Linked DNA regions of Mus musculus: region 2 is linked to region 1. A link is a loop called in an ENCODE intact Hi-C map of the cell type or tissue named here. Cell type or tissue: left cerebral cortex. All regions are shown on one strand.

What was found. Hi-C counts contacts between places; a loop is a spot of excess contacts. Peaks named below come from ENCODE experiments on the same cell type or tissue, not always from the same donor. Only the 100,000 strongest peaks of a DNase experiment are listed, where the experiment ranks them.
Region 2: a loop joins it to region 1, with 6 times the contacts of the local background. A loop is called at or near these places in 22 of 42 quality-filtered maps.

The regions. Positions count from the first base shown.
Region 1 is chr7:73,613,781-73,621,780 of GRCm38, reverse strand. No RefSeq gene overlaps it. Among named protein-coding and RNA genes, the nearest start is that of Gm30149, 9.0 kb to the right of the region's middle. In left cerebral cortex, CTCF peaks have their summits at 3,255 (motif pointing right) and 7,277; DNase peaks (open chromatin) are centred at 4,564, 5,515, 7,019, 7,195 and 3 more places; H3K4me3 peaks cover 2,743 bases; H3K27ac peaks cover 5,710 bases.
Region 2 is chr7:73,553,568-73,561,567 of GRCm38, reverse strand. It overlaps Chaserr (CHD2 adjacent suppressive regulatory RNA), which reads left to right and starts at 3,173. Exons shown (of 5, transcript NR_037569.1): 1 at 3,173-3,529; 2 at 5,648-5,713; 3 at 6,235-6,313. RefSeq lists a cis regulatory region at 2,602-3,691. In left cerebral cortex, no CTCF peak of the experiment used is centred here; DNase peaks (open chromatin) are centred at 2,889, 3,584, 4,465 and 4,689; H3K4me3 peaks cover 5,990 bases; H3K27ac peaks cover 3,998 bases.

The DNA.
Region 1 (8,000 bases):
AAACTAACAGACAAACAAACAAACAAAAAACCACGGGGGCTGGGGAGATGACTCAGCGGGTAAGAGCACTTGACTGCTCTTTCAGAGGTCTTGAGTTCAAATCCCAGCAACCACATGGTGGCTCACAACCACCCGTAATGAGATCTGACGCCCTCTTCTGGTGTGTCTGAAGACAGCTACAATGTACTTATGTATAATAATAAATAAATCTTTGGGCTGGAGTGAGCAGGGACTGAGTGAGCAGTTGACCAGAGCAAGCAGAGATCCTAAAAATTCTATTCCCACCAACCTCATGAAGACTCACAATCATCTGTTCAGCTACAGTGTACTCATATACATAAAATAAAATAAAATAAAATAAATCTTTAATAAAAAAAAAAAAGAAAAAAACCCACAAAAACTATAATGAGTTCATGTGCAGTGTGCCGGGTGGTCAGCCTGACTTAGGCCAACTAAACACAATACTTTTTTTTTTTTAGTTTTTTCGAGACAGGGTTTCTCTGTGTAGCCCTGGCTGTCCTGGAACTCACTCTGTAGACCAGGCTGGCCTCGAACTCAGAAATCCGCCTGACTCTTCCACCCAAGTGCTGAGATTAAAGGCATGTGCCACCAGTGCCCGGCAAGCTTTTTTTTGTGTGTCAGTGACTGGTAGGCATGGATCAAAATGGCCTCAGCTATGCTGGGGGAGGGCAGACCTCAACACTTACACACACCCATGCCATGGGTACGAAAATTCAAGGATGCTCCAGTTCCTAATATAAAATGCAACCTATAAACATCTACCACAGCCCCTTACATCATTTCTAAATTATTTATAACTACCTAATACAATGCAAATGTATGTGTGTAAGTAGCTGTTAAATCATATTGCTTAGGGACCGTGACAAGGAGAACAATCTGTGCTTGTTTGTACACGCATGTTTCCGTTAGTTTTGACCCACTATTGGCTGAATCCTCAGCTCCATCTACGTGTACATTAACTCAATTCATCCTCACAAGCCAGTGAGGCAAGTATTTAAACTTCTGAAGCCATGAGAGGTTAAGTAACATAGTCAAAATCACACGGCTTGCATTGCTTTCAAACTCCTCGTGAAGAGTGGCAAAATAGAGCCGGGCATCGGTGAGGTGAGTTCGAGACTAGCCTGATCTGCATAGTGAGTTCGAGGATGGCCAGGGCTATAGGGCTACACAGACGGGAAAAAAAAAAAAAAAAAAAAAAAAAAAAGGAAAAGAGAAAGAGAAAGAGAAAAAGCAAGAAAACAGATGTGGTGGCACATGCCTATATTCCACACTTAGCAGCTTGGGGGCCAAGAGGCTGCCAGTCTGGATGCCACCCGCAGCTTGTCTCTGTCAGCAACAGTATTAACAAATTTATTTTCTAAATTGGGCATGGTGGCTCACGCCTGTAACTCAAGCACTTTTGAGGGTGAGGCATGGGAGCTACCTAGAGACTAAGGCCAGGCCTGAGTTCCAGGCCAGTCTGTATTACAGAGTAAGACCCTGTCTAAAACACAAAAACCAACAAAACAAAGGCTAGGTGAGGTAACACAGGCCCATGATCCCAGCATTTAGGAGGTAGAGACAAGCAGGGTCGGGCTCTTCGACTACTATAGAGTTGAAACTTGTGGCCAGCCTGACACAGGGTGGCAGAGAGCAAAGTGTTATCATTAAAAGCTTTGGGTTCATTTTCTTTTATTTTATCATACAATGTGCTATTACAACTAGCACAGTTAGGGGAGGTTTGTTCAGAAGTCTAAATGTTTAAATAAATCTTATTATTGTTGGAAATACAAGTCTATTGAACATTTTATGTTTAAAGTAGATTTTTGTTTTCTTTTTTCTTTTTTTTTTTTTTTTTTTTTTTTTTTGGTTTTTCAAGACAGGGTTTCTCTGTATAGCCCTGGCTGTCCTGGAACTCACTCTGTAGACCAGGCTGGCCTCAAACTCAGAAATCCGCCTGCCTCTGCCTCCCAAGTGCTGGGATTAAAGGCATGCGCCACCACCGCCCAGCTTTTCGAGACAGGGTTTCTCTGTGTAGCCTGGGCTGTCCTGGAACTCACTTTGTAGACCATGCTGGCCTGGAACTCAGAAATCCGCCTGCCTCTGCCTCCTGAGAGCTGGGATTAAAGGCGTGCGCCACCACGCCCGGCTAAAGTAGATTTTTATATTATAGTCAACAGAATGCAGGGAATCTGGAGCCATTTGGATTGGATTCTAGTTTTAACTCTAACACCGTTCTGAATATAACTCCTTATTTTCTTTGGAATAAATGCTGAAATAGTTCAAGTTGGAAAGTTACACTTACCCAAAAAAAAAAAACAAAAACAAAAACAAAAACAAAACAAACCTTTCCCGTCCGCCCTGGCAACCTACCTCCTTTATTGGAGGTGAACCATGTTGAAACTTGGTTGCCTTTGCTTCGTTTTTATGTATATACCGTACAAGCGAATGCGTGTACAATTTGGATTGTTTCAAAAACTCTAGCACGGTCCATGGAAATGGGAACCAGCTTCCTCTCTGACAAAGCAGTGAGCCAGGGAGAGTACAAGGCGAAAAGTACATGAATTGCCCATATTAAAGTCTGGCTCGGGCGTTAGCACCCCCACCCCAAGGCATCGTCATTATTAGAAGGGCTGCCAGGTACATAAAGGGTCTTCAGTAAGTCTCAAAATGCCCTTGGAGCGTGTTAAACGTCTGTCAGGTCTCCTTCACTCCAAAGCTTTCAGTTTAGGTGAGTGTGGGGAGACCTCCAAGGAGGTCCCTGAAGATGCTGACCAAGAGAACCTCACAGTAAAGCATCCGCTGCCCTAGATTCCGATGCAGGCTCCTCGTCCCGCGCCTTAGTGGTCTGTGACCCCGGGTGTGACCACTGTGATCCTGGGAGCCACCTAGGATGTCTAAGTAAGAGACCGCACGGGCCCCGCCCACAGCACACACCCGAGAAATGCTAGTCTGGAATGAAACGCTAACGAGAAATCCACATAGAAAGCAGAATACCCAGGACAGGCTGCGGTGGGCAGACGGGCGGCACGAGTAAAGTTTTTACACCAAGCGCCCGTCTCTGCCGCAGCGACCTTCTGATCACTCCGGAAGAGAGGCGTTCCCACGCCTGACGCGGGTCATCCTCCCCCTCGCAACCCGCGCACCCTCGGGATGGCGGCGGATGACGACGGCGGCGGCAGAGTGTGGACGTGCCTCGCGCCGCGCAGCAAATGGCGGAGGAGGCAAGGCGTGGCCCGCTGCGCCGCGTCCGGCCACCAGGGGGCAGCCGCGCGTCTGAGTCCCGCAACCGGCTGGAACCGGTCTGGCCGGAAGTTGGGCTGGGGCCTTCTCTTCCGCAGCCGCGCGCCACGTGGCCGGGATGGGGTGGGGTGGGGTGGGGATGGGGCGAGGAGGAGGAGGAGGAGGAATGCACGAAAACAACAAGATGGCGCCGCGGGGGATGGGCGCCTTGCCTGCGCCCTCGGAACCCGGAGCGTCCCGAAGGGCGGAGTGGAAGGGCCGGTCGGGGCCCAGCCTGCGGGGCGTAGCCGGCTTCCGCCAGCTTGGGAGGCCGCTTGGACAGGCCCAGGGTGCGGTCGCCAGCGCGCCCATCACGAGACCCCTGGCCGGGATCCAGGACTCCCTTTGGGCCTTCGCGGCGCCTTTCCTTAATTTGCTTTGTCCGCTTTGCATTTGTCCTCTGAGCGTTGTCGACCTCCTAGGGGAGCGATTAGATCAGGGCGAGGCCAACAGCGAGCAAGAGCAGGAAAAATGCTGACCGTGGACCCCGCCGGGGTCAGCAATGGTAGAGATGGAACCTGCTGGGAGGTGGACCACACCCCACCCCTATCCACCCCGGGGCGCTTCGGGACCTCCTCACTGTAGGGGCGGCCAGTGTGGCAGAATCCAAGCTTGTCTGTTTGGCTTTTGTGAAAAAAAGCAAAAAAAAAAAAAAAAAAAAGAAAAGAAAGAAAGGGAAATCTGGTTTTGTATGTATTAAAACGTAGGAAATTAGGCATAATTGTCTAGTATCCTGGAATTGCTGCGAAAGCCTGAAGCCTCCCCTTCCTGCCCAAATCCGTGTAACTCTACTTGCCCCACCCCGTAGACATTCCTGACCGGTGGAATTTATTTTAGATGGGCCTGAGGATCGCAGATGTGAGGTTTTGTTGGGTTTTATATCTTTTTAAATAAGTTAACACACGTTACTCTGAATGTGATGGTATATTTAGAATAAGACATTTGTCGCCTTGGGATTTGAAAGCCTTTTAGAATAGGTTTCAAATTCTTTCCCATATTTGCGATTTATGAGGCCTTTGGCCTATCTCAAAATAATAAGACCCCTCCCCTCTAAATAGCACCTGGCTCCCAAGGACCTTAGAAGTTTAATTAATAAATATTTTGGATAAAATGCGGAACTATTACGGTGTTAGTTGGGAGGGAGGGAGGAGAGTAGCTTAAGACAAATCTCCAAGCTCGTGATCAAAACAGCATCGATATTAAGTGGTAAACTACAAGTGAGACAGTGACATCAATGACTGGGGGGTGGGCGGAGCCCAAGCTTAAATGTGCATTTTTGACGAAGGGATTTGGGGACCTACTTCACCCCACTCCTTAGGTTTTGTGTTCTTGTGAATTGTATTGGCAGGCATTCCCGAAAGCACTTGAGCCCTCTGAGGAACCAAAACACTGCGTAACGACTCCCAGTCACCATTAGTGCCAGGGGCCGCAGAGTTAAGGAATGGAATTCCGAAACACAAAGGGCTCTAATCTTTCCTCTCCTAGGCCTAAGGAAAGAATACAGCTTTGTCTGTAGCAGTTCCTCGACCAGCAGCATAATGGCCGACTTCCTATATTTTTCCGGGTTTCCTTGCTTTCTCCTTCATAGGAATGGTTCAGACTCAGTCGCCTGCAACTCTTTTTACAGTTGTCACACATGAACGTTCCTAGGGTTTTAAAATGTTGTCTCCAGAATTTCATTAGCGCAGACTTCCTGATATAAAACGTATCTCTGACTTTTTAATGAAGTATTATAACAAACTTAAAAGGAATTTAAGAAAATGTGAAGATGCCATCTTCCAAGAAATAGCTCAAATACTTTTAGCCCTCCGCATAGATTAGTTTTCTGTGGAAGATGAACACTGCATGTGGAATCTGCTACCTCCTTTTACTACCTTTATTTTAAAATGCTTTTTTTCAGGAGCTAGGAGATGTGGCTAAATGTGACCTTAGGATCCTGAGGCCCCCACATCACCCGTCTCTCAGAAAGTTTTATTTCAAATGCTGAATAAAAACAAAACAAAACACATGAAAACTATAATGAAAAATATCACCCAGAATCCCATTCGCAAGAATTACCACTGTAAGACAAATTGTGTCGTTGATTACATGATGCACATATAGCTTTGTTGTCGACATTTTGCACTACAGTACAAATGTACAATTTTCTTGTTAGTAAGACTCTTCAAGATTTATGGTCGGGATTGGTGGCATGCACACACAATCCCAACCGACACTTGGGAGGCGAGAGCAGGAGAAATGCAGGAGTTGGAGGTTAGTCTGGGCTTCATTATAGAATCCGTCTTTAAAGGGGTGAGGGATCCGCTGGTAAAGTCCTTGCTGGCTGCAAGCCGGTTTACCTGCGTTCCATCTCAAAGAACACGTGGGTGGGAGAAAAGTTTATACTTGCCTGCGGTATAATCTCTGACCTCCACGCTCTTGCTGACCCCTCCTGCTCACTTAGTCACATAACAATTAAAGAAAAATGTTTGTTTTATTCTTAAACATTTTAGAATCTACATAGTGTTAAAACAGATAAATATAATTAACTATTAGCCATTCTTTCATGAATGGATGCTGACTTTAATTTTTGTGTGTGTGTGGCAGTATTCTACACTGAGCTACATCCATCCCCTGCCCAGTTTGCTGACTCTGACGCACTTCTCAAATAGATGTGGATACTTCGGTCAAAAAAAGTGTTTTGTTGATGGTTTCGTGGGTTTGTTTTGTTTATTTTGAGGAAAAAAAAAAAAAGTCTCATTGGGAAGCCCCGGTTGGCCTCTATAGATTTTCCTATATAGGCCAGGCTGTTCTTGAACTGACAGTAACCTGCCTGCCTCTGCCTCCCTAGTGCTAGGATTGCAGGCTTAACCCACCACACTAGACACAAAGAAACTTTTTGTTATTGTTTCTATATAAAACACAGTTTACAATGTATCTGACTTTTTTTTTTTTGAAAACTCTAAAACATTTTAATTCCAAATGGTATAGTTAATTCTGTTGCATCTAGAACCTTCTAGTTACAGTATATCATTAACCCATTGTTTCCTGCTCTAAAGGCAGTAAGACCTGGGAGAATAAAGCCTAAAAAGGGGAGGGACTAGAGTCTCATGCACTAGCCAATGTTATTCAGAGCATTAGACAGTTTATTCTTCTGAGGGCTAAGAGAAATCGCCTGAGTAAAGTGTAGAATCACAAAGACAAGCTGCACATTGCCAAAGCATGCTAATCCTTAGAGGCAGATAAACAATAGCCAGGGTAGTGAATACTCTGAAGTAAACCCTCTCCTATCCACTGTACCTGGCCGGACAGAAAAACACATTCCAAGAGCAATTCCGTGGTTTTGAAGAAACTGAGGTCACAAACCTTTCTGTTTTCTTGGAGTTTTCTCACAAGCACTCAGGGTTCCCCTCCCAGGACTCCGTTCTTGGACCGTGTTGCCAGCCACTCACCTAGGCCAAATCTTAGCTCTGACCTTGCTTTATCCGCCTGTGAGATGCTTCCCTGTGCATTCTGTTCTCTTCTTCACCAAGTGCAAGTCGTGAACTGTTATCCTTTTATGTAGATGTGTGCCCAAGAAATACGGCTGGGGATGTTAACTTCAAACTGAATGTTTTGAAAGGACTGTGCACTGTCACCTTGCAAACCACTTGGAGACTCCTTTTCCTGTCATTTCTCTGCATGGTTTATTTCTATGTATGGATGTGTATAAAAGACAGTCTTTGCCGCTGCAGTTTCCAATGCGGAGAAAAGTGATAAGCTTTGCAGTTTTCTAAAATTGTCAAAGTGTAAATGAATTCTGGGATTCGCTATATGGAGTCCTTTCCTTTGTTTTTAAGGCTGAAAGCCTCTAACCACCATTTACCATCATTTCGGTAGCAATTTTCAGTTATGATGTTAAGTTGTCTTATTGTTCACAGGGCAGGAAAGATGGCTGTCTTCAAAGATAAAGACCTGTGTAGTTCTGAGGTTTTCCCACTAGGCACATGTTTATGGTGCTTGCCAAGATCTCCTTTGCGCTCTAAAAATGATTCAGAGAACACAGAGCTATCAAAGAACAAAACAAAGGCATGAATAAGAAAGTACCAATTAGGAGCCGATATGTGGTCATTTAAAATCTATTTGGGGAATACAATGCTCTCTCTTTTCCTTGGAAAATATCAATTCTGACCAGTTATTTTATAATTTTTTTATTTTTATTTTTATTTTAAGTAAATTGGTGTTTTGCTTGCATGTGTGAGAGAGTCAGAGTCCCTGGAACAAGTATTATAGACAGTTGTGAGCTGCAATGTGGGTGCTGGGAATTGAACCTGGGACCTCTGAAAGAGCAGCCAGTACTCTTCTTAATCTCTGAGCCATCTCTGCAGCCCCCTGATCACTCTTTTTAAATGGGTGGAGTATTTATTTGTTCATTTTTTCCATTTTATTATTTTAATGATTTTTTGTTGTTGTTGAGACAGGATTTTCTCTGTATTGGCTGTCGTGGAACTCACGCTGTAGTCCAGGCTAACATCAAACTTAGAGATTTGCCAGCCTCTGCTTCTCATACTGTGACCACTGCCTAGCTTGCTTGCTTGCTTGCTTGCTCTCTCTCTCTCTCTCTCTCTCTCTCTCTCTCTCTCATGTCTACATTAGGGTGTAGAATCCCCTGGCATCATAGACAGTTGTGAGCTGTCATATGGGTCCTGGGAATTGAACCCAGGTCCTCTGAAAGAGCAGTCAGTGCTCTTAACCACTGA
Region 2 (8,000 bases), 60 kb after region 1:
TGTACACTTGCAGGATTTTGTGATGTAGCCCAGGCTGGTGATCCTTCTGTCTTAGTCATGTGCTGGAATTGAGAGTGTCCACTACCACACCTAGTAGCCATTATTGTTCACCGGAGGGTCTCTAGAGGCCTTCCTAATGATTGATCTGGAAGGCAGGCTCTTAGATGATGTCTCAGGTAACAGTGGGAGGATCCCATGACATAGAAAAAGGGAGTAAATAAGAGCAGGGCAGGCACACATGGGGAAGGGGAGGACCCAGGGTTCAGGTGGGGCTAGAGGAAAAAAAAAACCAAACTTGTTGGCATTCAACTCTAGATTCTAAGAAGATGTCTTTTCAAATTACATGAAGAAAACTTAAACATTTTTGAAGAGTTGCATATTTAATGAGTATTTGGTTCATATAGTGAAATAGGTGACTATGAGACACATTGGCACCTGGGCCACTACCCAGTAGAAGAGAGAGCGTCACTATCGGTTGGTTGTACATGTTGTGTGTGTTCTGGATCGGGTGGCTTCCTTTTTAAAAATGGCTCTTGTGTCAAGACTGGTCTTGAATTTGAATGTGATTGGTAATGAATGCCTTTGGATGTCTCCCGTTTCCACCTCTGGATCGCTGGGATTATTATGGGTCTGCACACTGTTTCCTGAGCTGCTGGGGCTTGAAGTGAGTGAGAACCCAGGCCACGTGAGATAAGAATTCTGCCACCTGAGTGAGGTGTCTTCTCCCATGTCTTTGTTTTTTTTTTTTTTTTGTTTGTTTTTCCTTTTTTGAAATAGCTGTCTTGTAGCCCAGGATGGTTTCAAACACACACACTGCAATCTTTTTGCCTTCCTCAGTCTCCCAAGGGCTAGGACTAAGAGTATAAATGATGATGCCTGGAGAAAATTTAATTTGTATTAAAGCATTACGTCTCAAAGTATATTGCCAGGAAGTATGTCTAGTACAAGACGTGCACAGAAGTCACCTGAGCTCTGTACAAAGTTTTATCTTATACCTAAGTAGCTTATGCATCATTAACTTTAGTCACCTACTGGGTTTTTGAGATAGGGCCTTGCTATGTGGCCCAGGGTGAACATGATCATACTCATGGGCTCACACCTCAGCCTCTCAAGAACATCTGCTGAGAAGTTTTCTTTTCTTATTTTTCTTACATATCTACCATCTATCTACCTACCTATCAGTAATCTACATATTTCCTAGCTATTGTCTTCCTTCTAAAAATTTATAAAAGATCTTTCTTTTTATGTGTAGGAGTGCTTTTCCTGCATGTAGGCATATTCCCTTGTGTGTGGCTTTGGCGGTCAGATGAGGGCATGGGATCCCCTGGAACTGGAAATTAACGACAGTTCTGAGCTATGATGTGGGTGCTAGGAATTGACCCGAGGTCCTCTGGAAGAGCAGTCAGTTCTCTTCACTGCTGAGTCATCTCTTCACCTTTAGTATATGATTTTTATTCTCCAAATTCTATTTCTATTAATTTTAAACTTATCTGTACATGTGTCTATGTGGGTGTGTGTGCACGGGAGCGCAGGTGCTCTAGGAGGAAGGCATCGCAGAGGTACCCCTGGATTTGGACTTACTGCTAGTTTCCAGTCACCTTATGTGGGTGCTGGAAACTGAGCTCAGGTCTCCCGGAAGAGAAGCAGTACATGAGATCTTAATCACTGAACCGTCTCTCCAGCCTCAGTGTAATTTTTTTTTTTTAAGCAAGGGTTTGAAGGGTCAACCTGAGGTTCACCTGTAAAAGGTGCTATGCTGACAAGCCTGATGTAGGAGAGAAGCGACTCCTATACTGTGTCCTTTCACCTCCTGTGTACATTAAGTGCTGTGACACTTAATGTGGACAGACAGACAGACACATACACACGCTCAAATTAACGTTAAAAAACATCAGGACAGCCAACACTATGTTAAAGAGACCTGATTCCACACCCCTCCAAAAGGGAACTAGAACGACTTTTGTGGTCCATGATCAAGTAATGTGATTTTTAACCCAGGAGCAAACTAAGTTTCAAGAGAATTTTAGAACTGTTCCTCTCATCTCAACAAGCAAGCCCCTTCTTAAAAGTGTTTTTCCCTCATGGAAACTAATAGCATATTTTCTTTTCCCCTAGCCCCTTGCCAAAAGAAACATTTCCACATTCCGCTTCTGTGCGAGAACAACTTCCTTAGATACTTGAGGACAGACGGTTCAGAGATTCATTTGTATTCTGCCTAAACTTGTTTCCAGGCAGAAGTGGGAAGAAGAAATGTAAAAGAGTGGAGTTTTTGAGAGGAAATGAAGCTTGTACTGTGTAATTCTCTGGGGGAAAGCTGGATAGACATGTTTAAACTACCACTTCAACAACGCTGCCCTAAAATGTGGGATCCAGCTAATCAGAATTAAGAGGCTGGTTTGTTAGGCCCTCAGGACTACTGGGCATGCTACTAGATTACCTCAAATAAGTGGTATATCAAGTCAGATATTAGGTTAGCGAATGTGCTGGTCATAACCTGCCTGTGGTCTGGTTCCTTAGGGGCAAAAAATCCTGAGGCTATGGCGCTTGCCCAAGAAGGAAGGTTCTGCAGTTTTTGCTTATCTTGTCAATCATGTCGTTTTCGCTCTATCACTTCCTCTTCCTTTGTGGACGAAAAAAATCTCAAGTCAGAAACAGGAAAGGTTAGCTTTTAATGGCTCGTCCGTACACAAACTACCTTCGAGGGTCCGCACTGCGGAGCAGAAAGTTACGTCTCTCCCCGCAAACCCAGAGTTTCACTATCTGCCAATCGCAGGTCAGGACTTCTCTCCTGAAACGCCCACGGGCTATGATTGGCATTAAATAAGCCCTATTGGTGCTGAGAACATGGAAGCGGTGGGTTCAGAACTGACCAATAGTATGCAGTTGGGGCGGGAGGAAGGTACGAACGAAGTGCGTGATGCCGCTCCGGGAAGCGAGGGCAGGAAGCTAGCCCAGCCAATGGCCGCCGCGGGCGGGTGTCGGCGCGCGTGCGCACTGGGGGTCCCGGAGCTGCAGGCGGGAGGTTGGGGGAGGGGAGCGAGCTGGAGCGCCGCGGAGCTCTAGCCGCCGCCGCAGCTCCCGCCGCAGCGAAGAGGCCATGTTGTGTGGTGTGTGGGGCGGGGGGAGGAGGAGGAGGGAGGAAAGCCGAGCGAGGAGACGGGAGAGACACCACACACGGCACAAGATGGCCGGAGAGGCAGCAGCAAGCCCAGCTGTCAGGCGGTCTGCCGCGGCCCGTGGGCTCGCCGCTGCGCTGGGAGCGCTACCCCGGCGTCCTGGAGGGCTCTGGGAGAGCGGGGAGGCCGCGGCTGGGGCGAGGCGGCCGCGCGCGATGTGGGAGCTCGCGGCCGGAGCGCCCGGGGAGGCCGGGCCCACGACGCCCGTGGCTCCGCTGCGGCAGCGGCGGTGCTGGTGTCGCGCGCGGCCGGGAGGCGGCTTCGCGCCGCGGGCGGGAGGCTGCGGCGGGCGACCCGTCCTGGACACGCGAGGAAGAGCGAGCCGATGGCGGCAGGGGCCGCGCTTCGACCCGGTGAGTAGCTCCCCTGCTCCCTTTATTGTCCTTTGTCCTTGGGAGGAAAAGCACGACGTCCTTGAGCGCGGGCGGGAGGGGCGGCGGGTGGCTGCCGGCTGGCTCTGCACACGCAGCCCCGGGCACTGCCGCGGAGGGCCGATGCCACGGGAGCACGGGGTCGGGCCACCGCGTTCCCGCTGCATACCCAGCCGGGCGCCGCGCTGCGGTCCGAGCCAGCGGGGAGAGGGCGGCGGCCGCGCCGTGGAACCCCTGCTTGCTCTGGTGAGTTACTTCGATACTTAGCGAGAAATAACAACAATCCTCCGTTGATGGGCTTTTAAAAATCTTTTCCAGTGAGGTGGGAACCCATCTTTGGGGTCGGATCTAAAAGAACAATGGAACCTCTCACTTCGCTTAAACCAAAATAAAACTTGTCTTTTTCCCCCCTTCTCCCTGTTGGGTGTTGGCTTTTAACTCTTTCTAAGCTGCTTTTGAGAACGGCTGTTAGTGTTCTAGATGCAAAGGTACCTTTCAGCTTGTTAAACGTCCGTGACGTTTGTTGTCTTTTAGAAAAGGCAAGTTACAGGAGTGCATCTAGTATTTCAAAAATGACGACGGCAACAAGGCAGTTTAAAGGAAGTAGATTTGATAATTATGGTGCAAGATGATGGCGTTTGATGAATACAGCTTATTTTTACCGAGAACTTTCGTTAAGACCATTTGACATCCTGATACTTGAACATAACCGTACTGTTTGATACTTTTTTAAATGAGTAGGTAAAGCCGTTATCAGCAACTTCTCACTTGAATGTTAAATCTAACTTGAGGCGGTTCCGACCCTTTACAAGTTAAAATTCATCTTGTTTAAAAGAGAGTGTATACTATTAGAAACCTTGGCCGTAAAAGTTAAGAAATATTCTAAAAGCAGAGCTCTTTAAGTTACTTAGTGTAAATCCTGAAGTAAGACTGCCATTGATGGGCGATGAAGAGGGGCCATATTTGTTGCATTTGTTGCACGTATAAAAGTCGAGGTGTGCTTAGAAACGGAACAGTATGGAAACAACAGTTTTAAAAAATTTGTTTCTGCATACTCATTTAAAAATTATTTGAGGTAATTTAGGATCAGTCGTTGGAAGACTAGGAGTGTTCAGACCTTTGTGTATTTTTGAATATATTTGTCTTCATTCTGCGGAGCTCTTGTGCTGTAAAGGTGAATAACTGCGTAAAGACAGTGTTGGGGAGACTTACGTAGCTCATCTAAAATCAAAGGTGCGGGTTGATTGGACCTTATTTCATCGGGTATTTACAGTAGAAAACAATTGGAATACCTTTTATGGGGTAGACATAGTCTATCAGTTGCCCATACCTTGATTTCTCAGAATTTCTCAGTACTAATTTTGTTTTTTCAAAAGAATGCTGTGGAATATTTTATCACTGAAAGTGGTTTTAAAGCGATTGAGAATGTAGTTCAGAATCCTTTTTGAGTTATAAAATGTGAAAATAATTGTTAGCAGATCTATGATCTTACATGATAAATTTGGTAGGAGAAAGACAATATTCTGGACCCTGGTTTGGTATTGAATGAAGGTCATTAGATACCACAAGTTTTAGAGCTGCTTAAAAGACAATGCTAATACCCCATTTGGTGAGATCAAATAGCTTCTAGTTTAAAATTTACAGTAACCAGTGGCCATTTTAAGTTCACTAATTTCTCCTGGAGGAGTTGATTTTTAATACTCATAAATATAAGAGCTATTTGAAGATGCTAAAAAAATTTAAGATCGTGGCATTTTTTAAAAACATTGTCAATGTTTCCTTTGTTTTTGTTTACCTGACTTAATGGAAAAAGGAAAGCAAAGGGATAGTCATTTGTATTTTCTGTGTGTCTTTTCGGATTCCAGTGTTTTAATCCCTAGTATGTGTCAGTACATTCCAAATGAGGAAAACAAAGACTGATAGGCATAGACATTTGAGATAAGGAATAACTGTAGGCAGAAATGTTCAGGTTGTATCACCCCACGTTTTTACATGAATCTTGTCTTTGGAATATTTTTCTCATTTTATCACACTGAGTCTTTGGTCAAGAAAACGTTAAAAATCAAAACATTTAAATATTTTTTCTTATTTTCTTTAAAGGTAACTTAGAAGATGATAATTAATGTGGTTGCTGATAATTCTGAATAAATACAGCTTTTATCCCAGGTAAGATTGGTAAATTTATTGGTTTAAACATAAAATTAACTTAATAGACTTTTGTTTTGCCTTTTTGGTGATGTATTTCAAACATTCAGTTAGTATTTATGATTTTAAAAAGTGATTATGAATGAATACATGAAATTAAAAAACATTTAAAAGCCTCTTTCGCTGAGTAAGTGGTTAAAGGAATATTCATATGGCCATTGTAATATAATGTACCTTTGAATAGTATAAATACTGCAGGTCTTTAAGGCTTTGTTTAATTTTGGTAAGAAGGTTTTAGAGCCAGGCATGGACCAAAATGGTCCTCCCCCCCCCCCCACTTTAATATCAAACTGTTTTTACATTTTAAATACTTGAGACTTAATAGGACATTAAAATTTTTTTTTTTGCCATTTAGACTAATAGATTTTAGGGAGCAATATGTCAAAAGTTAGTTTCTGTTCTGTATAAAGTTTTAAAACATTCTATTTGTTACTGATTTCTTCAGTAAGTTGTTTAGAATGTTGTTTTGTTTTCTCCAAAAGGTGTGCCATTTTGAAGACTGAGACCATAGAGTTCTAAGAATAAAGGAAAGAGCCCTTGGGAAATTATTATATATAGCAAGTAAGTTTTTTTAATTGTTATATTTGAATATTTGCCAACATTTGGGTAGGAATATATCATTAAAGCTTGTCAATAAAAAAATACTGTTTGACCGTGTATATATAAAAAAAAATGAGAAAATACCCAAATAGTTTTACCTTAAACCAAAATCCTTTTGTCTTAACTATTAAAACAGTTGATAGCTGTAACACATATCAATGCATACAACTGTATCCAGTAGCAAGACATTTGATCTTCCCAATAAAATGATACTTGCCTTTTCCCGAGGGTTAAATCTGCAGTGTTAAATTAGTGTTGTCTTTATATATATATAGTCTGAAAGATATATTGTTTAGTTCCCTTCCCACTCTGTCATAAAACAGTGTCCTGAAAATTTATAATTATTATTCCCTTGCTTCTTGAACTATATTTCAAAAAACTAAAAACAAACTTTGATGGCTTTATAATTATATAGTTAAAATACTCATATTTAGTAGTTCTTTAAACAACTACAAAAATAAATAGATTCCACCAAACTAAATGCACTGCTCTTAGAGGCTTCTGTCAGTGTCCTGGTGTTTTTGAACCTAAAAGAGAAATAGTTTTTGGGTTCAGCATACCATGAAATGATTATCTTAATAGGTGAATATTAAGGTGAATGCAGAAAATGTGACTCCTCATGTATGTAAAGAAATAAATCTGCCCATATAAGCTTGAATCCAGAAGTAATATTCAATTATTGTTTGTAAGTGATTGGCCACAGAAAATATGAAATTATAAGTGATGCCTTGGGAAATTAAAAAAAAAACACCAAGTGAATAGTTAATTAAAATGAGAGAGCATATTTACTTATATCTTGGGAATATATGGAAAATCAACTTGTGTTTACCTACTTTTGGGTCAAATAAGGGGAATAGACTAATTTTATTGCCTTTGTGTTAGCTTAGTGAAATTTTGTTTTGCAGTTTAGGTTTGTGTTATAAAAAAGAAAATGATACACTTTTAAATTCTATAATCTTTCAAAGATAGAATATATACAAAAGGATCTTTAATCCTATATTCCTATAACATGTGCTAAGACTAGGGTTTCCTTTCTGCAGCTGATAGAGTGTGTAGTTGCTATTTGTTGAACAGTTATAAAAATTGAGAATGATCTGTTTCCTATGATACTATCAGAACGTATGTATAAATTGGCAATATGCTTTATCTGAGGTCTTATTTGGACAGAAAAATAAACAGCTGGAGGTTAGAAATATTAAATAATTTTAATTTTTTAATTTAATAAGAGATGTAGTAACTGCTAAATTTCTAGTCTTTTAGAGGCAGTTTTTATAACCAGATAAATGTTTAGAGTAAATTGTTTTTTTGAAAAATAACATATTATCTTTATGATACTGCTATATTCAGTGTGAATAGTTATTATTTGAGCTAATTTAATGGAAAGGTTTACTGTCATGAGATTAGTCATCAGATATATCTTAGATAGTATTATGTGGCCTACAATGGTATATGCTTTACTATATATGATCAAGGTAAGTTTTTGTCACGTATTTTCTATTTATGGATTAAAGTAACGAATGCTTAAATATTTGGTTTTATCTTAGCATTTTGGACAATTTCTTTAATTCTTAAAAATTTCCTTATTCTAGTTGTGTTTATGTTGGAATATATTTGATGTTTTTATAGCTTTAAAGGATTAACATGACCA